Regions from separate parts of the Homo sapiens genome. Here region 1 is linked to region 2. A link is an interaction called in ENCODE POLR2A ChIA-PET data of the cell type or tissue named here. Cell type or tissue: HCT116. All regions are shown on one strand. Region 1 overlaps CHD5 (chromodomain helicase DNA binding protein 5). Region 2 overlaps RNF207 (ring finger protein 207).

Region 1 (4,000 bases), 71 kb after region 2:
GCCCCTGTGTTTCCCACACGGCCCTGGTTTCTACTGTCTGGGGAGGGGCATCCTGTCCCAGTAAGGAAAGAACAAGGAACCTATGGTGGGAGCTACCCCAGGGCATTTGCATTAGCAGTGTGGTGACTGGAGAGGGAAGTGCTTCATCTCATCGCCATCCTCCCTTCAGTCACCCCCCACCCACTTAACACCCATCTTTACCTCACCTTCCTTCCCATCCCTCCTTCTCCCTCCTTCCCTCAGTCCCTTCTTTTTATCCATCCATCCTTCATCCATCCAGCCATTCATCCATCATCCATCATCAATCCATTTGTCCATCCATCCGTCAGCTATCCATCCACCATCCATCCATCCATCCATTCATCCATCCTTTTGTCCATCCGTCCGTCCGTCCGTCCGTCCATCCATCCATCCATCCATCCATCCATCCATCCTATCATCCATCCATCCACTTGTCCATCCATCCATCCATCCATCCATCCATCCATCCATCCATCCTTTTGTCCATCCATCCATCTGTCCATCCATTCATCCATCCCATCCATCCATCCACTTGTCCATTCATCCATCATCCATTTGTCCATCCATCCATCATCCATCCATCCATTGTCCATCCGTTATCCATTCATTTGTCCATCCATTATCCATTCATTGGTTCATCCATCCATCTACCACTCTGTCCATCCATCATCCATTTGTCCATCCATCATCCATTTGTCCACCCATCCATCCATTTGTTCATTCATCTATCCATCCTTTTGTCCATCTATCCATCCATTTGTCCATCTATGCATCCATCCTTCCATTTGTCCATCCATTACTCATCCATTTGCCCATCCATCCATCCATCCATCCATCCATCCATTTGTCCATCCATCCATCATCCATTCATTTGCCCATCCATTCATCCATCCATTTGGTTTATCCATATATCCATCCATTCTTTTGTCCATTCATCCATCTATACATCCATCTATCCATCCACTTGTCCATCCATCCATCCATCCATCATCCGTCCATTTGTCCATTCATCATCCATCCATCCTTCCATCCACCTATCCATCCATCCATTTGTCCATCCATCCATCCATCCATCAGTCCACCCATTTCCATTTGTCCATCCATTTGTCCATTCATCATCCATCCATCCATCCATTTGTCCATCCATTCATCTATCCATCCATTTGTCTATCCATCCATCATCCATTTATCCATTCATCTTTCTACCCATCCACCCACTCTCCTACCCTTCCTTCCTTCCTTCTTTCCTTTTATCCATCTTCTATCTCCTCACCCTTTTACCACCTCAACCATCAGTCTATTCACCCACCCACCTTTCCATCCACCCTCTATTAGACATCTACTCTGTGCCTGTCTGGCCTGGGGCGATGCAGTTGGTTGTGTGCTGGGAGTGTGGATGAGGACTTCCATGACTGCCTCTCCCCTACCCTAGTTGATGATGGTGACGGCTATGAGACAGACCACCAGGATTACTGTGAGGTGTGCCAGCAGGGTGGGGAGATCATCCTGTGCGACACCTGCCCGAGGGCCTACCATCTCGTATGCCTGGACCCAGAGCTGGAGAAGGCTCCCGAGGGCAAGTGGAGCTGCCCCCACTGTGTAAGCCTTGGCAGAGCCCCGGGCTGGGGGCGGGGCCACGCCTGGCTCCCCCACCCCTGTGCCCTCATTTGGGGGCAGAATGCGGGGAGATGCTGTAGGGGAGGGAGGGAGTCGGGCCTGGTGGAGCGGGGACCCCGCCCAGGGTGCCTCCACCTGGCCTCCTCCCCCAGGAGAAGGAGGGGATCCAGTGGGAGCCGAAGGACGACGACGATGAAGAGGAGGAGGGCGGCTGCGAGGAGGAGGAGGACGACCACATGGAGTTCTGCCGCGTGTGCAAGGACGGGGGCGAGCTGCTCTGCTGCGACGCCTGCCCCTCCTCCTACCACCTGCATTGCCTCAACCCGCCGCTGCCCGAGATCCCAAACGGTGAATGGCTCTGCCCGCGCTGTACTGTGAGTGTTCCGCCCGCCCCGCGCCGGACGCCCCGCCCCACCCCAGGAACAGGCCCCGCCCCCAGGGGAAGGCCTGCCCTCCTCAAAAGGCCCCGCCCCTGCCGGCTCCTGCCCCGCCTCGGTAGCCGATCCCGCAAAGCTTCGCCCGCGCTGCTCGAGACCCCGTCCACAATAGCTTCCTCGCGCCCTTCTCCGCGTCTGACTCCCCTAGAGACGGGAGGCATGAGTGTTAGGGAAAGGCAGACAGGTGTGGTGATCATGCCAACACCGCGACCACTGTTCAGTGACCACGTGCTCTGCAAGGGCTCCACATCCATCATAGTGTCCTTTAACATTACTGAGTATTCTGGCACCAGGCATGTTACTCCCTTTTTAGATGAGAAAACTGATGCTCAGGGAAGCAGAGTGACCTGCCTAAGGCCACACAAGGGCAGAACTATCCACTCAAATTCAGGTTCCTGGAGCCACCCCAGACCTGGCTCCTGTTCCAAGGCTGGGGATAGGGAGAGGGCAGGAGGCTTCTAGGGCAGGAGGCTCCTAGGGCGGGAGCCTCAGTTTCTACAGGAAGAGGGGCACCCCCCATCCGTCACCCCCCAGTCACAGTAGACATCGGAAGGCCCCTTGCTCTGAGCTGTCTGTCCTGCCCCCTGTGGTGCCAGATCCTCCACCCCTCAGGTCCTGGGCTGTGCCTCCTTTAGCCCTGGGCCGTCCTGTGTGCATTGTGCGTGTGTATGTGTGTGCGTGCATCCGTGCGCATACTTGTCTGTGTCTGTGTAGGGGCCAGGGGAGGACCCTTTTGAGGGGTGCAGCCTTCTGTGCTTTCCTAGGATTGATGGAAGGCCCTGGGGATGGGAGGGGGGCAGGAGTGGGGTTCCTCTCAGCTTCTTCCCTGAGGGGCTGGGATGGGGGTAGGAGGGTCCATGGCCTGGGTAGGAAGGGTCCCCTCTTCCACTCCCCCAAGAGCCAGTGGAGGAGCCTTTCCTGCCTCCCATGTCCTCCTCCTCCTCCTCTGCCTCTCGGCCTTTGCTGTCACCAAGGCCAAAGGAAGGCTGGCTGTGTGGTGTACCTTGCACCTCCAGAATGCCTTCAGGTGTGATGTGGCACCACAGATCTGGTAGGTGGAGGAAGGGGTGGGCCATTTTACAGATGGGAAAGCAGGCTCTGGAGGCTTGGATGAGTTTCCGAGGACAGGTAGTAGCAAAGCTGGGACCTGCTATCCCCACCAGAGCTGTCTCCCTGAATCAGTCACCCCCGACCCTGTCCAGTCAGACAGCACCGCCTCCTTGGAGGGCCAAGGCTGCTCCCACCCATCTCAGGGCCCGAGTGGTGTGGTTTGTGGCTGTTGTATTTCTTGCCTTTGCCAGCCAGCAGCTCACTGTCACCCTAGCATCTGTCAGGGCCCCTGCAGTGTGTCTGTGGGCTGCCAGAGATGGGGCCTCATTGTCCCAGCCTAGACGCACGGTGCCTGGGTGCAGCCCTGCCCCGGGTGAGGGATGGTGGATGGGGCTGCCGTGTCCCTGGGCTCCAGCACAGGGCTCATGCTCCCTGAGTGCTTGGGGATCACACAGTGATGTGACCTCTTTTCAGGGGGCAATGGGAAGACCTAAGGTAGGGGAAGTCCAGAATCTCATGTTCTGCTCCCTGCTCTGCTGTCCCTTGCCGAGTGGGCCTCAGTTTCCCCCTCTGTCCTATGCACATGGCAGTCTCACCTACGCTGGCTCAGATATTCTGGGTGCCGATAAGTTCACCATTGAGTGAAAGGGCCACGTGGTCTCACAGACCCCCACTGCCCATCTCCTGTGTGCATGACCCATGCGGCTCCTGGGGACGGGGTGGATGTCATGGCGTCACCGTGGTACTGTTCTGACTTGGGGGCAGTGGCACTGATGGGAGGGAGCCTGCATGGCAGCCTGCTGTCATGGGAGCCTCAGGGTGGGGCCCTGCAGCTGAGCCCCACCTTGGGGACCCTTCTCTGTCCACAGTGCCCC
Region 2 (4,000 bases):
AGTAGCTGGGATTACAGGCTTGGGCCACCATGCCCAGCTAATTTTTTTGTATTTTTAGTAGAGACGGGGTTTCACCATGATGGCCAGGCTGGTCTCGAACTCCTGACCTCAAGTGATCCACGCGCCTCGGCCTCCCAAAGTGCTGGGATTACAGGCGTGAGCCACCACGCCCAGCCAAGATGAACTCCTTAAGGACAGGATTTGGTAAGTGATTGACTTCTTTTTAGTTCCATGATCTTGAGATTATTTTTAGCTTTATAAATTTAGCAGTGGCAGGGCCCGTGGAGAATCAGGTTAATGAGGTAAAGGCTTTCTGGGTATTTGCTGCCAAGGCCACATCACCAATTTTCTCGATTTAAAAAACTGTCAAGAGATTTATTTTTCCATTGCAGGTTTTAAAGTGGAGATTCTGAAGTGGAAAATAGGTACTGTCAGAACAAAGCTACCTGGAAACAGCATAGAGTGAAGCCTTTCGTGAGGGCTTGCAGGCCGCTGCTGAGTGGCAGTTTACAGAAGAGGTCGCGGGGTGAGCCTCTTAGCAGGACAGAAAACAAGGCAGCAGCGCACCTGCCACCCCTTCACGAGCTGCTCCTTGAGCCTAAAAAGTAGGCTTTATTCATCCCTTCTGTTCATTTACCAACCTGGGGGATTGATACGACCGGGGAAAATGTTCCTAAACCAGGAAGCTGCGTTAGCCGATCAGGCTTTGTAAGATCTCGCCAACAGCTAGCTGCTTAGGAGTACCCCCACGATACGCACAGCACACCACTGTCCCTTCACTGCACTTTCTTCCTGCCTTAGGTAGTTGGGCTTGCCCACCCTAGTTTGCTTTTGTAGTGGTTTGGCAAGGTTAGAAGGCCTCGGCCTCTCTGTCATGCTGGGAAGTGCCTACTCTCTGGGCCACTGCTGCAGAGGCCGTGGCACTTGTCATGGGTTTGGAAGACCCAGCCATCTGCAGCAGAGGCAGCCTATCCCATTGCAAGGAGAGGAACTGAACGGAGTAATTATTCTACTCTTCTTTTTACATAAATGTTTATTTAAATATTCTAAATTGGATTTTCTTTCACAGATACTGATTATTCTTTCCAGTTCTTAAATAAAACTGCACTTGATTTCACTCAACCACAGTGTGATTGTCTGGGATGTGAAACTCTGAGGTCACTCTTGGGTAAGAAGCGTCTTAAGCCTTTAGCCTCAAACGACGTGTGTTTGGCCTCCTCAATTTCTTTCTGAATTCCTACCTCTAACCAGTTGTAATGATAATTCCTTTTGCCCTGCAGGCCACCACATAGGTTTGTAAGGCCTTGGAACAGGAGCCTCAGTGCCCCTGAAGTAGCAGGTGCAGGGACAGTGGACGTCAATGTGAGTGATGTGTTATGTGTTGAATGTGCTGCCATGTTAGCACGTAGACCCATTTGCTGTTAATCACTGAATCAAGCTGAATATTTGCTTAAATGTGACTATCTGGGCATCATTTTGCCACAAAAACTTGTAAAATTTTACGTCACGTGGGTTACTTTTTAAAAAGCATTTATTAAGCTCCTCTAAATGAAAAGGATACTGTGGAGAAATGGAAAACTGCTGGGAAAAAACTACTAGAAAAAAGGTTGCTGCCACCCAGTGCCTTGCTATCAACGGAAGTCGGACTCAGGAGGGCTGCAGGAGTTTGGGAAAGCAGCGAAGTTGTAACTGAGACCATCTGCCACATAAGCTGGCCAGGTGCTAACCCCTGGCTTTAGGAGCTCTGCCCTTGCTGGAAAGGGAGAGAAGCTGGAGCAAACGTTCCTCATCCTTCCATGAGTCACTGCTCAGATTACTGTGTGGAACTTCCCAGTAGCACCAGGTTAACAGTGGGACTGTTATTCCGGAGGAACTGGATTCCTTTGCAATAGGGCAGGTGCCACTCAGTGGTGGAGTCTTGTTACCTAAAACCGGCACACCCTGACATACCACACTCTGCCCAGCACAGGGCCTGGCACACCGACGCTCGGTGCGTAGGTGTGGAACTAGCGAGGGATTTCTTGCTGGATTGTCACTCCCTGATGTTTTCCATGTGGACTGGGAGTCATCCCAAGCTACTGTGACAAGGACGAAGACTTCATGCCATGCAAACACGGGGAAAATCAAAACTGCCCAAGCCAAAGGATCTGAAATTATGGCCTGTCAGAGCTTCTGGGTTTTACTCTTGACAAATGATTACCTTTTAAAGAAATAACCGGCCGGGCACAGTGGCTTACCCCTGTAATCCCAGCATTTTGGGAGGCCGAGGTGGGCGGATCACCTGAGGTTGGGAGTTCGAGGCCAGCCTGACCAACATGGAGAAACCCCCTCTCTACTTAAAATACAAAAAATTAGCCGGGTGTGATGGTACATGCCTGTAATCCCAGCTACTCTGGGGGCTGAGGTAGGAGAATCGCTTGAACCTGGGAGGCGGAGGTTGCGGTGAGCCAGAGATTGCGCCATTGCACTCCAGCCTGGGCAACAAAGAGTGAAATTCTGTCTTAAAAACAACAACAACATTGGCCAGGCGCGGTGACTCACCCCTGTAATCTCAGCACTTTGGGAGGCTGAGGCAGGTGGATCACCTGAGGTCTGGCGTTTGAGACCAGCCTGGCCAACATGGTGAAACCCCATCTCTACTAAAAATACAAAAAATTAGCGGGGCGTGGTGTCAGGCGCCTGTAATCCCAGCTACTCGGGAGGCTGAGGCAGGAGAATCGCTTGAACCCAGGAGGCAGAGGTTGCAGTGAGCCGAGATTGCACCATTACACTCCAGCCTGGGCAACAGAGCGAAACTCCATCTCAAAAATAAAAAATAAAAAAAACCATCATGGGAACAACCTTCTGTCCAGTGTCCCAGTCTTGTGCCTGCTCTAAGAGCCTGACCCTGGGGACCGGTCCCATTTGCTAAGTCGGGTGTTCCCTCCATGTGGGGACATCGCCCCCATTTTTCTGTTTGGATCTGTGATGATCCATATTTTTCAGTAGAGGCTCTTCTGAGAGGCCGTTCGGAGCCCAGCTGTTTCCTTTAGGCTCTGATGTCTTCTCTCTCTTTTCCGGGACACTTCCTGGATTATTCCTAAAGGGACAGCCTCATGTAAGCCCAGCCCGCTCCCCCATTTCACCATATCCCTGCACTAAAATCCACTTGGGCCAAAGCACTCAGAATGGAACGTCTTCCTGGAAGGCCTCAGTGAGTGAGAACCAGGAAGGCTCTGTCTCCAAAAGGACCTTGTCTACTTCTGAGTAGGAGCCCATCCCCAGGGGATGGCTGTGAGTTGCTGAACCATCAGCCTGTGTCAGCGGTTTCTGGTGACACTGCATTTTGAATTTGGAAGCATCTGAGCTAATAAATGGCGGCTGTGCAGGGGAGGCTGGGGCCAGACTCTGCTCTGTCACCAGCCGCGCTGTGACTCTGGCCACTTCAGCAACCCTCTGCACACCCCTAGGCTCTTCTGGTTCTCATTCTACAGTGCTGTCCTCTGCCCTGTGACTATGTTTTCCTGAAAGCAAAATACACAAAGATCAGCCTGTGACTGTGTCGTAGGTGTTAATGCACAGCCGTCTTCCTCTGGCAGGTACTGGGGCGCATGCGCTGGCTCTGGGGAACAGTCCTCGGTCACTTTCTCATTTCAGTGACCCGAGTCCCCTAGCATAAGCACGTGCAGCTCCCAGTGGTGAAAGTGGATGCAGGCAGCAGCCATGGCTGTTTATAATGGTAAAATGGGGTTCTGTCTATCAAAGGAACACCTGTTTTATCTATGAGGTCACTTATAAGTTACTCATCTGGGCTGAGAGCCTCTCTGACCCCTTGTTTTACAAAGAGGCCCAGCCAGGGCCCCAGAGCTGGCGCCAAAGGGGAAAAGCCTGGAGTTTCCTTTGTCGTCCTGTTGGCCTCAGAAGCCACATCGCGTGCACACTCTCCAGTGGAGAGACTTGCTTTACCTGGCTGAGGCCGCGTTGTTCCTGCTGTCGTCGTGCGTGTTCTGTAGACTCTCTG

What was found. ChIA-PET counts read pairs that join two places held together with the same protein. Peaks named below come from ENCODE experiments on the same cell type or tissue, not always from the same donor. Only the 100,000 strongest peaks of a DNase experiment are listed, where the experiment ranks them.
Region 1: POLR2A ChIA-PET joins it to region 2 with 5 read pairs; 4 of 35 experiments call an interaction of 5 or more read pairs at or near these places.

What each region holds. Positions count from the first base shown.
Region 1 is chr1:6,146,866-6,150,865 of GRCh38, reverse strand. CHD5 (chromodomain helicase DNA binding protein 5) reads left to right here. Exons shown (of 42, transcript NM_015557.3): 8 at 1,454-1,620; 9 at 1,791-2,012; 10 at 3,995-4,000. Among named protein-coding and RNA genes, the nearest start is that of CHD5, 31 kb to the left of the region's middle. In HCT116, no CTCF peak of the experiment used is centred here; a DNase peak (open chromatin) is centred at 2,005; H3K4me3 peaks cover 984 bases; H3K27ac peaks cover 476 bases.
Region 2 is chr1:6,218,315-6,222,314 of GRCh38, reverse strand. RNF207 (ring finger protein 207) reads right to left here. Exons shown (of 18, transcript NM_207396.3): 17 at 3,946-4,000; 18 at 1,016-3,079. The coding sequence ends at 2,908. ICMT (isoprenylcysteine carboxyl methyltransferase) reads left to right here. Exons shown (of 5, transcript NM_012405.4): 5 at 1-1,122. Among named protein-coding and RNA genes, the nearest start is that of RNF207, 14 kb to the right of the region's middle. RefSeq lists silencers at 2,664-2,849, 3,280-3,480. In HCT116, no CTCF peak of the experiment used is centred here; DNase peaks (open chromatin) are centred at 1,874 and 2,486; H3K4me3 peaks cover 1,344 bases; H3K27ac peaks cover 3,639 bases.